2 separate regions of the Homo sapiens genome follow, and region 2 is linked to region 1. The links are chromatin contacts, found by Hi-C or POLR2A ChIA-PET in ENCODE. All regions are on one chromosome and are shown on one strand. The core of a region is the stretch at or near the end of the contact, and the rest is flanking DNA. Distances in the headings are between cores, read along the strand shown. Region 1 overlaps LOC101929710 (a long non-coding RNA gene). Region 2 holds the start of LNPEP (leucyl and cystinyl aminopeptidase).

Region 1 (7,956 bases), core at 3,292-5,791:
AGCTATTTGAGGGTGGCGTCAGTGAGCCGGCACTGCTGGGGGACCCAGCGCACCCTCCACAGCTGCTGGCCCAGGTGCTAAGCCCCTCACTGCCTGGGGCCAGCCCGCTGCCCCGAATGCGAGGCCTGCCAAGCCCGCAACCACCTGGAACTTGCGCTAGCTCGCGAGCGCCATGCGCAGCCCCGGTTCCCACCCGTGCGTCTCCCTCCACACCTCCCTGCAAGCTGAGGGTGCTGGCTCCAGCCTCAGCCAGCCCAGAGAGGGGCTCCCACAGTGCAGTGGCAGGCTGAAGGGCTCCTCAAGCATGGCCAGAGTGGACACCGAGGCCGAGGAGGTGCTGAGAGCAAGCAAGGGCTGCTAGCACGTTGTCACATCTCACTAAGACCAGGAGAATACCAGGCAAACCAGGATGGCTTTTCACCCTAGCCTGACTGCAAAGCTCTGTTACATTATCTTTAAGCCAAGAAGCACAGAGCTCAGATAGATCTCCCAGGAGGGCAAAGGACTCTCAAGAATATCCTAAGATGCTCAACATTTACCTTCTGCCTGAAAATCTGTTCTCCTCTCTGCAAGTGGGCCCTGGAGTTAGCCCTGTAGGACTGCGTGGATGGAGCTAAAGTCTCTGATCTGTTTTCCCATTCTAAGCCAAGCTCCTGCCACTGGCCCCCCTCAGTTAACACCCCTAGAAGATCCTTGTCCTGTGTGGAGAGCAGAGCCTTGTCCTATGTGGGACAGACCCCTGGTTCCTGTCCAGCTAGGCAAATGCTATTCCTTCCAGCTGAAGTAATCTCCAAATCCTCCTCCCTCCTTAAGACACCAGATAGAACTGCTTAAAAAATTAGAATAACCTCTACATCTTCCTAGTAAAATCCTTTCTCCTAAGAGTGTTTTTTTTTTTTTTTTTTTTTTTTTTTTTTTTTTTTTTTAGATGGAATTTTGCTCTGTTGCCCAGGCTGGAGTGCAGTGGTGTGATCTTGGCTCAATGCAAGCTCCGCCTCCCGGGTTCACGCCATTATCCTGCCTCAGCCTCTCGAGTAGCTGGGACTACTGGCACCCACCACCATGCCTGGCTAATTTTTTTTTGTATTTTTAGTAGAGACGGGGTTTCACTGTGTTAGCCAGGATGGTCTCGATCTCCTGACCTTGTGATTCGCCCGCCTTGGCCTCCCAAAGTGCCGGGATTACAGGCATGAGCCACCGTGCCCGGCCTCCTAAGAGTTTTAAAAGCAATATTATTGATGCCTGCATAAAGATTAAAATATACAAACTTCAGGTGAATAATGTCCAAGCTCTGTCCCTTTCTTTTTTTAGCTTGTCCTTTAGTAAATGATGACAATGGCATTTTGTAGGTGTTTTCCAATTTGAATATACCCAAATAATCGCCATTTTTGTTGGGGGTTCCTAGCCTGAGGTTTCTAGATAGGACTTGGGGGGATAAATGAACCCTACCTAAAGTTGTGTGCCCTGTTGTGTGTGTGTGTGCTCTTTTATAGGGCAAGAGTCTGTAGCTTTTACTACATTCTCAGAGCAGTCAGTGATTTAGAGATAGTTGAAAATCACTGGTGGAGAATTAACAAAAAATCAACTTGGGAATTTTTAAATAAAAGGTGTCTTTATTTTATAAAGTGATTCACAGTAGCAACCTGTCCCAGTGTGTTAGCCTATGATTCAAGCAATGGCCTTGATGTGTCAACGGATTAAGACAGAGCCATAAGAAAGGTGTGGTCAAGGCAGCAACAGGGAAGTGCGGCTGAAAGCTCCAGGGCACCATGCCCTGCCCTGCCATGAGAGAACCAGAGGCTTCGGACTCAGAGAAAAGAGTCCTGGGGTCCAAAACCCACTACCAAAAATTTTTTTGATAATCTTGGCCAGTGGTCAAGATGCTTGGTGTCTTATTTCTGGTGTATATGTATATGTATATGTGTGTGTGTGTGTGTGTGTGTGTGTGTGTGTGTGTGTGTGTATATATATAGAGAGAGAGAGAGAGCGAGCGAGCGCTTGGTGTCTAAGAGGCCACACATTGGACCCTGGACCTCAGTTTTAAGTTCATACCCCAACTCCACATCCTGTAGCCACATGATTTTGGAGAAGTACCCTGACCTGCTAAGCTGCTGTTCTCTTCCCTGTAAAGTGAAGATGGTACCAGTGCCTACCTCAGAGAATCTTGGTGAGGATGGAGTGTGATGATACATGCAAGTTAATTAGCAATACAGTCTGTGCCACATCAATGTCCCAGGCACTAAAGTGGATGGTGGCCATACATGAGGCTGGAATTCCTGACTTCTAGAAGCTTCTTGTCAGGAGGAACCTACTTGGTTGCTTTCTGTCTCTGACTCTTCAGTAGGACCTCACAGGCTGGAGAAGGGTTAAGGGAGGGGCTCCCTTAGGACACTGCCCTACAGAGCATCACTTCCATGCTTAGATGAACATCTTCTAGAGCTATGGATGAAGATTTAACACTTGGAGCCTGAGATGTAAACTGTGATGGTTAATACTGAGTGTCAACTTGATTGGATTGAAGGATGCAAAGTATCGATCCTGGGTGTATCTGTGAGGGTGTTGCCAAAGAAGATTAACGTTTGAGTCAGTGGGCTCGGAAAGACAGACCCACCCTTAATCTGGGTGAACACGAACACCATCTAATCAGCTGCCGGCATGGCCAGAATATAAAACAGGCAGAAAAACGTGAAAAGACTAGACTGGCCTAGCCTCCTAGCCTACATCTTTCTCCTGTGCTGGATCCTTCCTGCCCTTGAACATTGGACTCCCAGTTCTTCAGTTTTGGGACTCAGACTGGCTTCCTTGCTCCTCAGCTTGCAGATGGCCGATTGTAGGACCTTGTGACCATGTGAGTTAATACTCCTTAATAAACTCTAATATATATTTACCCTATTAGTTCTGGTTGTCAAGAGAACCCTAATACCAGAACATTTACACTTGCCCTAGTATAAGTCACTGAGTCTCAGTGGCATGGACCTGTTCTCGGGACCCCTCTTTCCCAGCAAATGCTTGAAGCAAGAACCATTAAATAATAGGACGGCTGATAATCTCCTGATTCCCTACTCACTACCATACACCTCCACCTGACCCCTCTTAGGCTCCCTGGCCTCCTTCCCTGGGGCCTGGCGTGGTGGAGCAGGTTGAATTCTCCCTCAATGTGCGTCTCAGCCAAGGACAGCCCACAGAATCCTTGTCTGTTTCATTCTCCCTGTTGCCATTGGCACATTAGCAAAGCAATCTGATAGACTGGACTATGTGAACACACTCTGGGAGACAGCCCTGTGCAGCAGCACAGACAGTGCTGACTGAGTCAATGGGAGAGATGGTTATGGCAGAGTAAGGGGAGAGGAGGAAGTGAGACCTGCCTAGGGACTGCCAAATGCCATCCTGTACAGCTGCTCTTTGGCTTACGATGGGATAAACTTACTGGAAATAGAAAATATTGTAAGTCAAAAATGCACTTAATACACCAAAGCTGCTGAACATCATAGTTTAGCCTAGCTTACCTTAAATATGCTCCAACAATTACAATAGCCTGTGGTTGGGCAAATCATCTAACACAAAGCCTGTTTTATAATAAAGTGCTGAATATCTCATGTAATGTATTGAATATTGTACTGAAATTGAAAAACAGAATTGAATTGCTGTATGGGTACTCCAAGTACAGCTTCTACTGAATGCATATGATTTCTGCACCATCGTAAAGTTCAAAAATCTTAAGTTGAACTATTGAAATTTGGGGGCTGCCTATACTAGGCTAAAGCCTACTCACAGCTCACTCAAGGCAGCGCTGAGGGCCTCCCCAGTGCCCAAATTATTGCTTTTAAGTAACTAAAAGGCAAGAGAATATAATGAACTCATTAGCCTTCTTAGTGACAGGTGCCTCATTTTACCAAGCTTAGGGTGGGAGCAGTACAAGATGATGGATCCTTTTCATAATTCAACTATATATATATATTCAGTTTTTAAAAAGAAAAAAAGCACTGAGGAAGAGGGGTAATCTGGCACCCCTGGGGAGAGGCTGGGCCTAGGCTTTGGATGGAGGTGGGTCCCTGGCATTATTCTTGGATTTCCTCTGAATCTTTGGACTCTGTTTCAGGTTTATCTGCCTGAATAGCTTCCCGTTCCCCACAGTGAATGAATCATTTCCTCTTCTAATCCCCTGCCAAACATTTCAAATCATGTTTCCTTTTCTTGGTTAAGTACCTAAATTGAACTCACTGTGATGAAAAAGCAACCCATGGAAAACAGTTTTCATTCTCATTTATAAGCCTCCTGCCATAAGGTTTTTGGGAGAAGCTCGTGGGCATGTCCCGGCTGGATGCTTTTGCTGAAAATCCCTTGTCAACACTGAGGCGCTGTAGTAGGTAAGATTGCACACAGCATCAGGAGTGAAAGGCCCTGATTCTGATTCACTTCACCGCAATAACCTAACGAGTCAGGCATTTGCCAACAGCTAACACTCCATCCAGAGGGAAATGGAATCATTTGAGACAAAATGATGAGCTTCTGCTGCCATCTGGTGGAGTTCTCACCTTTAATCATGTTAATTAAAGGGTTCCTCACCAGAAAATGCTGTAGAGTTAGTGGTGGTTCTGGAAGGGGTTCCTTGGACCGGCAGCATTTGTATTACCTGGTCACTTACTGCTGATGATATATTGTTAGTTACTTTATACCTTAGATTCCTTCATTACAAAATAGACATAAAACATCTAACTCATAGGGCTGTGAGGATACCCAGCCTCACAATGCAGATAAATGAACAACAATTTAAAAAACAGTATAAGGCACCCAGTATTAAATCTAACAAAAGATGTGCAATTATTTTAAAAAGTATAAAATTTCATTGAAAGACATTTGGGAATACCTAAATATTTGCAGGCTCCACCCCAGACCTACAGGATTAAGATGTACATTGTAATAGAAGTCCCAGGTTATTTGTATAGAGAATAAAGTTTGAGGTACTTAACGTTTTCTCCAGGGAGATAGGTAGTTACTATTGTTGTTGTTGTTTTGTGCCTTTGAATACCCTTAAGTTGTTTCATTTAAAAATGCTTTAAAGACAATCATCAGAAGACAGAGTATGGATTGGAGGTTAAGAACACAGAATTTGGGGTCAGATAGAACTTGTTTTGCATCCCGTCCCCATCACTGACTACTGATAACATGGTGAGTTACTTAATCTTTCTGGACCTTAGTTTCCTTAGCTAGAAAATGAACGTGAAAATATCTAACTCATAGGGTTGTGAAGACTTAAACAGAAAATACAGATAGCACAAATAGTAGTATTACAAAATCTGAAGTACCTAGTATTAAATCTAACAAAGGATGTGCAAATATGAAAAAAGTATGAAATTTCATTGAAAGACCTTCGAGAATACTTAAATGAAAGGAGAGATGAAACCATGTTCAAGGATAAGAAGAAAACTGTCATTCATCTTCAAATCCATCTATTCTAATGCAATTCAAATTATAACCTCAACTGGATTTTTATTGCTGAACTTGACAAGCTTATTTCAAAATTTGAATGGAAGAAAACAGCTAGGAATAGAAAATTCTGAAAGAGAAGAAGATGGAGAGGGTCACTCTACCAGATATCAAGACTTATTATAAAACTATAGTAGTTCAGGCAGTGTGCTATTGGCACAGTGATGGATGACTTGCCAGTGGAACAGAATAGAGAGTTCAGAAAGAGACTCATACATATTTGGAAATTGGATACATGAAGCAGTGGCATTACAAATCAATAGAACATGCATGGGCTAACTGATAAACATTAATTGGTTACCCACAGAGAAAAATTACATGTACTGTGTATTTACACATGTATATATGTGTGTATGTATGTATATATGTGTGTATATTTATTTAGACTTCTTGTTTATATCATACACAAAGATAAATTGTTACCCCGTTGATAAGAGATCTAAACATCTAAAGCAAAACTAAAATAAGTTTGAGGAAAATGCAGAAGAATTTTTGCATAATCTCAGTGTAAGAAAGAGCATATTAACAAAATCCAGTAAACCAAAATTATAAAGTAAAAGATTTGATATATTTGATTAGATTAAAACGTATTTATTTCTTTAAACCGGTACAAGTGCAGATTTCTCTGTTTTTGTTTTATTTTCTTCAAATTTTAGATTCAGCGGGTATGTATGCAGGTTTGTTACGTGGATATATTGTGAAATGCTGAGGTTTGGGCTTCTATTGAACCCAACACCCAGAGAGTGAACATAGTACCCAGTAAGTAGTTTTTCAACTCTTGCTCTCTTTCCTCCCTCCCTGTTTTGGAGTCCTTAGTGTTATTGTTCCCATCTTATGCCCACATGCATGCAATGTTTAGCTCTCACTTATAATGAGAATATGTGGTATTTGACTTTCTGTTTCTGTGTTAATTCATTTAGGATAATGTCCTCCTGCTGCATCCATGTTGCTGCAAAGGACATGATTTCATTCCTTTTTAAGGCTGAATGGTATTCCATAGTGTCTAAGTATCTCATATTCTTCATCTAAGCCACCATTAGTGGGCACCATGACTTTGCTATTGTGAATAGTGCTGCCATGAACATACAAGTACAGGAATAGCTTTAGTAGAACTATTTCTTTTCCTTCGGATAGACACATGGTAATGGGATTCCTGGGTCAAATTGTAGTGCTATTTTTAGTTCTTCAAGGAAACTCCAAACTGCTCTCCACAGTGGCTGAACAAATTTACATTTCCATCGACAGTGTATAGGTGTTCCCTTTTCTCTGCATCCTCACCAACATCTGTTATTTTTTGACGTTTTAATAATAGCTATGTGATTGGTGTGAGATGGTGTCTCATGCGGTTTTTGACTTGCATTTCCCTGATTATTAGTGTTGTCGAGCATTTTTCCATATGCTTGTTGGCTGCTTGTATGTCTTTTTTTGAGAAGTGTCTGTTCATATCCTATGCCCAATTTTTAATGGGTTTTTTCTTGTTGATTTAAGTTAAGTATAGATTCTGAATATTAGTCCTTTGTCAGATGTATAGTTTGTAAATATCTTCTCCCATTTTGTAGGCTGTCTCCTTACTCTGTTGATAGCTTCTTTTGCTGTGCAGAAAGTATTTGGTTTAATTAGGTTTCAATTTTTAATTTTATTACATTTGCTTTTGAGGTCTTAAAAGCATAAATTCTTTCCCTAGGCCCATATCCAGAAGACATTTTTTGTAGGCTTTCTTGTAGTATTTTAATAGTTTGAGGTCTTACATTTAAGCCTTTAATCCATCTTGAGTTAATTTTTGTATATGGTGAGAGGTAGGGGTCCAGTTTTATTCTTCTGCACATGGCTAACCAGTTTTCCCAGCACCATTTGTCGAACAGGGTGTCCTTTATCCATTGTTTATTTTTGTCACCTTTTGTTAAAGATCAGTTGTTTGTAGATGAGTGGCTCTGTTTCTGGGTTCTGCATTCTGTTACATGGGTCTATGTGTCTATTTTTGCACCAGTACCATGCTGTTTTGGTTACTGTAGTCTTTGTTCTTTTTGTTTAGGATTACCTTGGTTATTATGACTCTGTTGGTTCCATATGAATTTTAAGATTGTTTTTTCTAATTCCATGAAAAAATAATGTTGGTAATTTGATAGGAATTGTGTTAAATCTGTTAATTGCTTTGGGCAGTATGGACATTTAGAGCATGGAATGTTTTCCCATGTTTGTGTCATTTATGATTTCTTCCGTCACTGTTTTGTAATGCTCTTTGCAGACATCTTTCCCCTCCACGGTTAGACGCATTCCTAACTGTGCGTGTGTGTGTGTATGTGTGTGGCTATTGTAAATGGGATTATGTTCTTAATTTGGTTCTCAGCTTGAATGTCCTGGAGTGCATAAAAGCTACAGATTTTTGTACATTGATTTTGTTCCCTGAAACTTTACTGAAGTTTTCTATCAGGTCTGGGATTCTTTTGTAGGAATCCTGAGGGTTTTCTA
Region 2 (7,956 bases), core at 3,775-6,274, 320 kb before region 1:
CTCCTAGATGGGACTGTCTACTTGCAGGAAAACAAGCTCAGGGCTCCCACTGATTCTACATTATGGTGAGTTGTATAATTATTTCATTGTATATTACAATGCAATAATAATAGAAATAAAGTGCACAATAAATATAATGCACTTGAGTCATCCCCAAACCTTCTCCCCTTTAGAATATATCACAAACTAGAAAGTATACATACATCCCCCCGACTGTGGTCCCTGGTCCCGAAAAGTTTGGGGACTGCTGCCCTACAGTTTTCAAGTCATGAGGTGACTAATTGACAAAACATAGCTGCACTGACCTCACCTCGACTGCCAAGAACCACAGGCCTCATCTAGGTCCATCCCAACATCTGGGGTAATCTTGGCTAAACTCTTTCAAATCTCAATTTCCTAATGTTTTCATAGACAGGGTTAATACTGCTGTTTCCTAATAGGAGTATTACACTAAATTAGTAGACATGCAAACAGTTATGAACAGTTTCTGTACATTTATTTCATAATTAGAATACTGTCTTAGACAAAACTTTATTGCTTTTTTATTTCTTCTGTGTTTCCATATTTCATATTAGCATGACAACAAAACTAGGTTCTTCTATTCATTTCTCTTATTTAGGTAAGCATTATCTGATGACGAGGTTGTGGGTTTTTTTTTTTTAATGTAACTGTGTCTAGCAGAAAATCTACTTGTAAATGGGCATTCAAAAGATAGCTGTATGATTGAATTACTGAGCAGAAAATTACCACTTATTTTCTATATAATTTCCTTATAACCAATCTCTCTGGTTATCTATCTTTCAGGCTGAGTTCTCAAGGATAACCTACAGATAAATGATAATCACCGGTTATAAGAGTTTCTAAAATATGCTGTTTTTATGCATGTATCAAGACAGTTTTTGGAAACTGGCAAGTAATAGCAAAGAACTTTTCTACCACTAGTTTCCAGTTAAAAACTGGGCTGTTTCTAGCTATAGCTTTAACCCTAGATTGTTAGTGATGCTAACACTTAATTCCTAACAGTCTTATTTCCCCCAAATAAAATTAAAAACTTAAGACAGAAAGATAAAAACAGGATTTAACTTATATTCCATCACACAGAGAAACTATGAGCTCCTATTTCTTAAGAGTTGTCTTTCAATGTGGAAATTTATCATAGAGCAAAAGAAAAATAAAAACAAAATGTGGTATGCTCACATTTTTGAGAAGTGATGCTAAAAATTTTTTTTTAAAAAGACTCACATATCTATAGAACAATTGTTATTTGTAAGATTAAAAGATGGAATCACAATTTTATACTGTATTACAACCCACAAATATCTCATTTGTTGCCCAGACTTCCCATTTTTGAAGTTGAAAAATACTTTCAACTGGATACCAATCTGAACATGAAAGCAAAAATAATTTTTTAAGACAACTAAGTCCTCCTTGTTTGATTATGCACCACACTGCGGTAATAAAAGTGATTCATAGGACCTACATTCATATGAAAAAAAAAACTATTTATGTTTTCAGTTCTGGGACCTCAAAATGCCAAAATACCAACCTTTAGATATACTTTAGAATATATCACAAACTAGAAAGTATATATACTTTCAGCTGGGCGCGGTGGCTCATGCCTGTAATCCCAGTACTTTGGGAGGCTAAGGTGAGCGGATCACTTGAGGTCAGGAGTTCACCTGGCCAACATGGTGAAACCTCATTTCTACTAGAAATACAAAAATTATTTGGGCATGGTGGCGGGCGCCTGTAATCCCAGCTACTCGGGAGGCTGAGGCAGGAGGATCACTTGAACCCGGGAGGCAGAGGTTGCAGTGAGCTGAGATTGTGCCACTGCACTCCAGCCTGGGCAACAGAGTGAGACTGTGTCTCAAAAAAAAAAAAAAAGAAAGTATACATACTTTCTAGTATGTATTTCATATATAATCAGACCTCCTTAATCAGATTCTGAGGGTGAACCTTAGCATTTGCATTTCTTAAGATGAATTTAAGTTTTTACAAAATATACCAACCCTGCATGCAAATGAAGACAAAAATCTGGATAAACATCAAAGAATTATTTAATCTAATATCTCTAACCAAAAAAGCAGATAGTTGCCTTCAATTTTTTTTTTTTTTTGTAATATACAAATCACTATTACTTAACAGTTTTACCTCTACCTGCCTAATAAGACATAATCATTATTGCCAAAACAATCTTAAGTACTGGTCCAGCACATCTCTCTTCATAAAAAAAGCCACCAAAGATCCAAACCCAGACCAGATGTCCAGACTTCAACATAATAGCAATCCCTCCCAAGGACAAAGCCAAAAATAGATCCTGAGCTAAATGGGAATTCCTAGCACTAAGATCCATCCTTATAAGCCCTTTCCAGGGATATGCATTTTAAATGGGTTGCAGAAGTATGTTACCTGAACAGGTTAACATAGGATATTCATCAAATGAACCAATTATCAACAGGTAGAGAGCAGGGCCCAACAAAAATAGGTCATACCAGTGGCAACTTTGGACAGAAAACAGGGAAACTACAAAAAAAACGTACTGGAATAGATGAGTATTGAAGGCTAGAGTGACAAGATATAAGCTAAATTCACTTCCTTTACAAATGCATAGGTCAGTAGATGGAACCACTGACAAGATTTTAACTAAAAGATATGTGGTCCTAAATTACTGAAACTGTTTTTTGTTAAGCTCATACACCTCTCTACATATATAGGGATACATGAAAAAGTGTAAGTGGGAAAGATTCCATTAAAAGAGGATGAACGTGTAACAAAATCCAATACCAGGCTTGATAAATCTTGCAATCATAAATTCTATGGATAATGAAATACTCTGCATCATCACACCCAGACCAATGGGAGCATTATACATGCATTATTTTTTGTACTCAAAAGGATGAAGTATATAACTGTCTACTGTACCATGTCATTTGAAAACACTAGAAAATTCTACAGCAATCCTTCAAAAGTTTTCAAATAAATACCCTGTCCATCTTAAACCTGAAAAGCACTTCAAATTGCTAACATTTAATTTCTTATTGACTGTAGATATTGTCGTTTCTGTTTTCCTTGTAAAAGGATGCTAAATAAGGCTCCAAGGAGTGATTGCTACATTAACCAAAATTATGCACTGCCAAGCTGTCTCCAGCATCAACTCTGAAAGATAGGAAAGAATCAGAAATCCAATTTCCTACATGAAAGTTGAAGCATTGCTTCTTTTTTTGTTCTCTTCTGTGGGATTTTTCCATTGTCCTCCCAAATGTGACAGTTTGCAAATACCCACATCTAGAAGCAATCTAGAAGCATATTCTATAAGAGAAAAGACACCAATTTTAAAACTTGAGAAAGTACTTTAATTCTGTAGGCAAAGGTTCAGCAAATCAGCTAGCACTAATCTTGACCAAATGGGTGAGTCAGCCTCATCACAGAGATTTTTTTTTTAATTTAGATGAAATTTCACATTTAAAAACATGGTAACTCCAAGCATTCTTCCAAAAACAAAGAATGAACATTGGAATAGTCACTTACAAGGACTTAACGACTTGTATTAAACATATTTTACACTAAAGTACTAGATGGTCTCTAGTTCATTTTAGCTCAAACCTTCCTTAATTCTTCGAGTAACTTCACCAGACTATTCTTTAAGTCTTAGTAATTACAAATAGAACCTGAATGAGAAAGAAAATTCAGAATTAAAGTTGTTATCAGTAAGCCTAATTAAACAGTGCAGACAGAAAGATGGCAGTAGAATAAAGCATTCTACATTAGGAATAGGGAGAATATAATCAGTAGTTCACAGCCCCATGAATGAAGCACAGCATACAACAAAGTCTGGCTGGGATTTGGGATAAAGTGGACAATATCTGTCTGCTCTTGAGTGGTAACTAACAAACTAAACAGGGATATAGACTGTGGCCCCTATTAATGTGATACTGTACCTGAAGTAACCAACCACACTCAGCAAAACATGTCAACCAGAGACTGAATCCTCTTTTAGTGAGTCGTCTCCCTTACTGGCAGTTTTCCTACTTTCTATCTTAAAAGGGAATCCACACACTCAACACCGCAAAACGGTAAGACATCTCACCCCTATATTGTGGCTCTGGCACTTCTGGTCCGCACAAAAGCCATGGTTCTAACTAGGGTGGGATTTATGCTCCCCGTTCAGTGAAGGGCTGTGGCTGTTTGCAGGGTGCAGGCTCCCTGCGTTGACTCTCGCTTCCTGTCACACAGTGGTATCACCACCGTGACGGACCCTTGACATTAACAAGTCTTTGACTGAAAAACTGATGTGATCTGCAGCCAGTGAGGGGATGCGTGGTGGCCCTGCCGAGTACCTCGGCAGGGTCAGGAGGGTGGCACTGTGGCCAGGCACCTCCGCGGCACCGAGCGAGGTGAGCAAGCCTTTCCTGAAGTTTCCCTTCCTTCCACAACATTAACCTGCCAAGCCTCCCACCCCCACCCCGCCCTATTAGGAAAAGTCACGCCGGCAGCTCACTGAAGGGCAGGGGGACAGCTCCTGGCGCCCCACAAAAGTTGGGCTCGGCAGCTGCCACAACTTAACGCTCCTACAGGAGAGTCGGGCCGACACCGCCTCCTCCGGGGGCAAACCTGAGCTGCCAACTTTCCCACTGCCCACTCCTCTGCGCACAGCAGCCCAAACTTTGCTGTTTGCCCACCGGCCGCACCCCGGGCGAGCGGCGGCGGCGCTGACCTTCAAGCCAGCCCCGGGTCCCGCACTGGCCGCCGCCCGCCCCCCGAACCTCCCTGCCTCCCCCAGATCCCCTCTCCCTGCCTCCCTCAGCCCTCGTGGGAAGCCCGCGGTGTTGGGGGAGACGGCTGCAGCCCGACCCCGCGTGTCACGACTGCCCACGACCCTCAGGGCTCCGGAGAGCCCGGGTCCCGGCGCCTCGGCAGCCCACTCACCATTGGTGAAGGGCTCCATTTTCCCCCCGCCGCGGCTCCTTACAGCCGGAGCGCCCGAGCTTCCTACTCCGAGAGCTGAGGCGGCCCAGCTGACTGAGCATGCCCAGCGCGGCCTCCAAGGGCTGCCAGGGAGGTGCCGCGAGGGGCGGCGCCGCTCCGCCGTTCCGGGTTTTCGTGGCAGCTGCAGAAAGAGCGAGGGAAGCAAGAGGGAAAAGCACAGTCAAACCCCCTGCTGCTCCGTGGACAGGCGAGGTGGGAGCGGGTTCGCGCTGGGGGCGGGGCCTAGGCGGGGCCGGGAAAGCCCAGCCCCTACCTGAAGTGGACCCGGCTGCGGCGCTCTCCCCGGCCGGGAACGGTGTTCAGTCACTCAACAAATGTGGAGCCCTACTGCGACCCGCCCGATCCCGGACGCCGAGACACCCGCACTGCGCCAGAAAATCATGGTCCCAGTCCCAGGAGCGGACATTCCAGAAACAGACCATAAATAAACACAGAAGACACACGAGTGTAAAGTCAGTGCCCCGCTGCGAATTAAATCGGGGTGATGTGATGGCGAGTGAGTGGGTAGTTAATTCGGATGGCTTGGTTAGACGAGGCCTCGCTGAGCAGGTGCCACTGAAGCCGAAGTCTGAAGGCAGAGCAGGAACCTGCGGGCGAAGGTCGCTATCTGAACCGCGAATCGCTGGTTTCCCTGGGGAGGTTGGCCGCGGAGGGATCACTGCTCGAAGGACCGAGGGAGCGGGCGCTGTAGGTGTTTTCGGCAGAGATGCCCGCCCGCATCAGAGTGCCTCAGGAGGGCGGTGAGGAGGAGACGGAAGAGAGGGCGGGGACCTCGCAGGGCCGAGGGCGCCCTGGGGTCCAGTCCCGGGGCTGGCGGCTGCCTTGCGGCCTCTAGGTGCGGGCGGATAACAAAACCCGGCGCCGGATCGCCCGGCCCGGGTCGCGGGCGCCGCAGGATGTGGGCAGAAGGCCCGCCTGTTCCGAGCCTTAAATCAACACCTGCGGTTCCCGGGGGTGCTACCACTGGGGCCCGCAGCAAGGCTCCGCGGCGCTAGGCCCGAGAAACCGAAACTCCCCTAGTCGCCCCTGCCCCCCAGCACTCGCGCCATTGCCTCCAGCCCCGAGCCACCATTGTTTCCAGTGCCAAATCGGGCAGCCCCGCTAGCCTCCGAGGCCGAACCGCCAGGGGCCCCATAAGCCCCGAGGAGGCTCGTCGGGAACCGCTTCCTTATCCTCTCGGTATGCGCATCGCCACCACCCTCGCTGCAGAGGCCGCCGCCCTCCCAGCGCGCCATCACCGCCTCCTCTGCCTCTTCCCCTCCCTCAGCCCCGGCCCCTGCATTGACTTGGCTCGGGCTGCGCCTCACTGCGCCTGCCAACTGTCACACGCTCTGAGGCTTTCAACAGCGGGGCGCCAGGGACAAACAAGCCGCGGCAAGCGCAAACAGCCTGCTCAAACAGGGACGGCCAGGGTGTTGTTTGACCAGCACTGGAATTGGAAACTAGGTTTCGAAGAAGTCAAATCGAAGTACAATATTGTATTTTAAACTGCCTGTTGTTATTACATCCCTCACAACGCACGCTCTACTTGAAACTTCCAGTGGATACCAACTGCACTTAGAATAAAAAATGAAACTCCTTGCCTAACTCTGGGACCTCATCAGCACATACTCACCATATTTTGGTAACAAAGGCCTTCATGCTGTTCCCGGAAGTCGCCAAGTTCCATCCATCATTGTTAATAATTCCTTTTGCTCGCTCCTCGCACAAGAACTGTTTCTTCTGCTTAGTGCTTTGCCTACTGATTCCATCTTGTCATTTAAGTCTCGGCTCAAATGTCACCTCTGCAAAGAACCCTTGTCTGACCATACATCTAAAATAGCCACAAACACTCTATAAAGACTTGGCCTTGCTTTATTTCCTTCTCAGCACTCATCACTGTCTGAAACAATGTTTTGGATTTGTTGCTTATTATCAGTCTCCCTTCTCAAGAATGCAAGCTTTGTGAGGGCAGAGTCGTAATCTTTTTTAAGGCTGTATCCCCAATGCCTGGGTAAGTATACAATAAATAATTTTTGCATGAATAAGTGAAGGACATAGTGGTGTTTAGAGTTCACTTCCACTGCTGCAAACCCTTCCAGTTAATGACTCCATACTGAATGATGTGTTTGATCAGTACAGAGAAGGTGTCTGTATCATATGATACCTCAGAGCTGCTATCTCCCTAATGTGTGAAAGGTAATCAGAACCGTTAGGCTGGCCCCTAGTACTGACATTTTAGAACCAAAAATAGTGAACCACAGGAGCTGATGTATCCCAGTTCAGATATTATATAGTACACGCAGAGCTAGATTTTGTTAACATACTTCACACATTGTATTGCTTAAATAAGACGCTCTTCTCTATATTTTAGGTCATGTCATGTTCCCTTGAAGTTCCTTTTGCAACCAAACCACTTAGTATAGGAGATATTTAAAACACTGCAGCTTGTTAAATCACCTCACCTCACTTCACCTGTAACCTACAGTCTATCATGCTTTTAAGTGTGAAACATGTTACCTTGTGTTTTGTTTTACATATCCCAACTCTGCAGAGACGTGATAAAAAAAAATGCACTAGCGAATATAGGTGGATCATTATGTCTTTTTGAGATTTCTTTGACAAAGAGACAAATGATTTCTTTGCCAACCTCTTGCCTCCCACCCCTCCCATTCCTTCACACACACAAAGACATGAAGGACCATTTAAAGACATGTAAAAATACAAAAAATAAAATTAGCCGGGAGTGGTGGCACACACCTGTAATCCCAGCTATTCCGGAGGGTGAGGCATGAGAAGCTGAGGCATGAGAATCACTTGAACCCGGGAGGCGGAGGTTGTGATGAACCAAGATCACACCACTGCACTCCAGCCTGGGCGACAGAGCAAGACTCCATCTCAAAAAAAAAAAAAAAAAAAAAAAAGACGTGGTTTTGTATAAGAAGTAAAAATAGTAAACAAACGAAATGTTTCAGAAGCCTACCTAGG

What was found. A loop is a pair of places that touch in the nucleus more often than their neighbours do. ChIA-PET counts read pairs that join two places held with the same protein, here RNA polymerase II (POLR2A). Pooled maps may share reads with other maps.
Region 2: a loop to region 1 is called in a map of PC-9, with 6 times the contacts of the local background. The contact joins the promoter of LNPEP here to the enhancer-like site in region 1. A Hi-C loop is called at or near these places in 5 of 168 maps with a recorded cell type or tissue (Caco-2, IMR-90, MCF 10A and 2 more) and 10 of 50 pooled maps. POLR2A ChIA-PET finds 5 or more read pairs at or near these places in 2 of 52 experiments (A673 and AG04450).

Annotation. Positions count from the first base shown.
Region 1 is chr5:96,610,761-96,618,716 of GRCh38, reverse strand. The region is part of intron 4 of LOC101929710 (a long non-coding RNA gene); the gene reads right to left. It also overlaps a transcript of CAST not described here. Among named protein-coding and RNA genes, the nearest start is that of CAST, 48 kb to the left of the region's middle. Within about 2 kb of position 4,541, at least 17 of the 41 ENCODE cell types and tissues checked have a DNase peak (open chromatin) inside an H3K27ac peak, as active enhancers do; they include A673 and PC-9, where a contact is called at or near this core.
Region 2 is chr5:96,933,148-96,941,103 of GRCh38, reverse strand. LNPEP (leucyl and cystinyl aminopeptidase) reads right to left here and starts at 5,024. Exons shown (of 18, transcript NM_005575.3): 1 at 4,930-5,024. The coding sequence starts at 4,948. LOC124901030 reads left to right here and starts at 5,029. Exons shown (of 1, transcript XM_047417984.1): 1 at 5,029-7,013. The coding sequence starts at 5,029. The coding sequence ends at 5,733. It also overlaps a transcript of ERAP1 not described here. RefSeq lists silencers at 4,491-4,570, 4,701-4,770, 5,711-5,780, 6,221-6,340 and enhancers at 5,361-5,670, 5,971-6,110, 6,421-6,550, 6,611-6,820.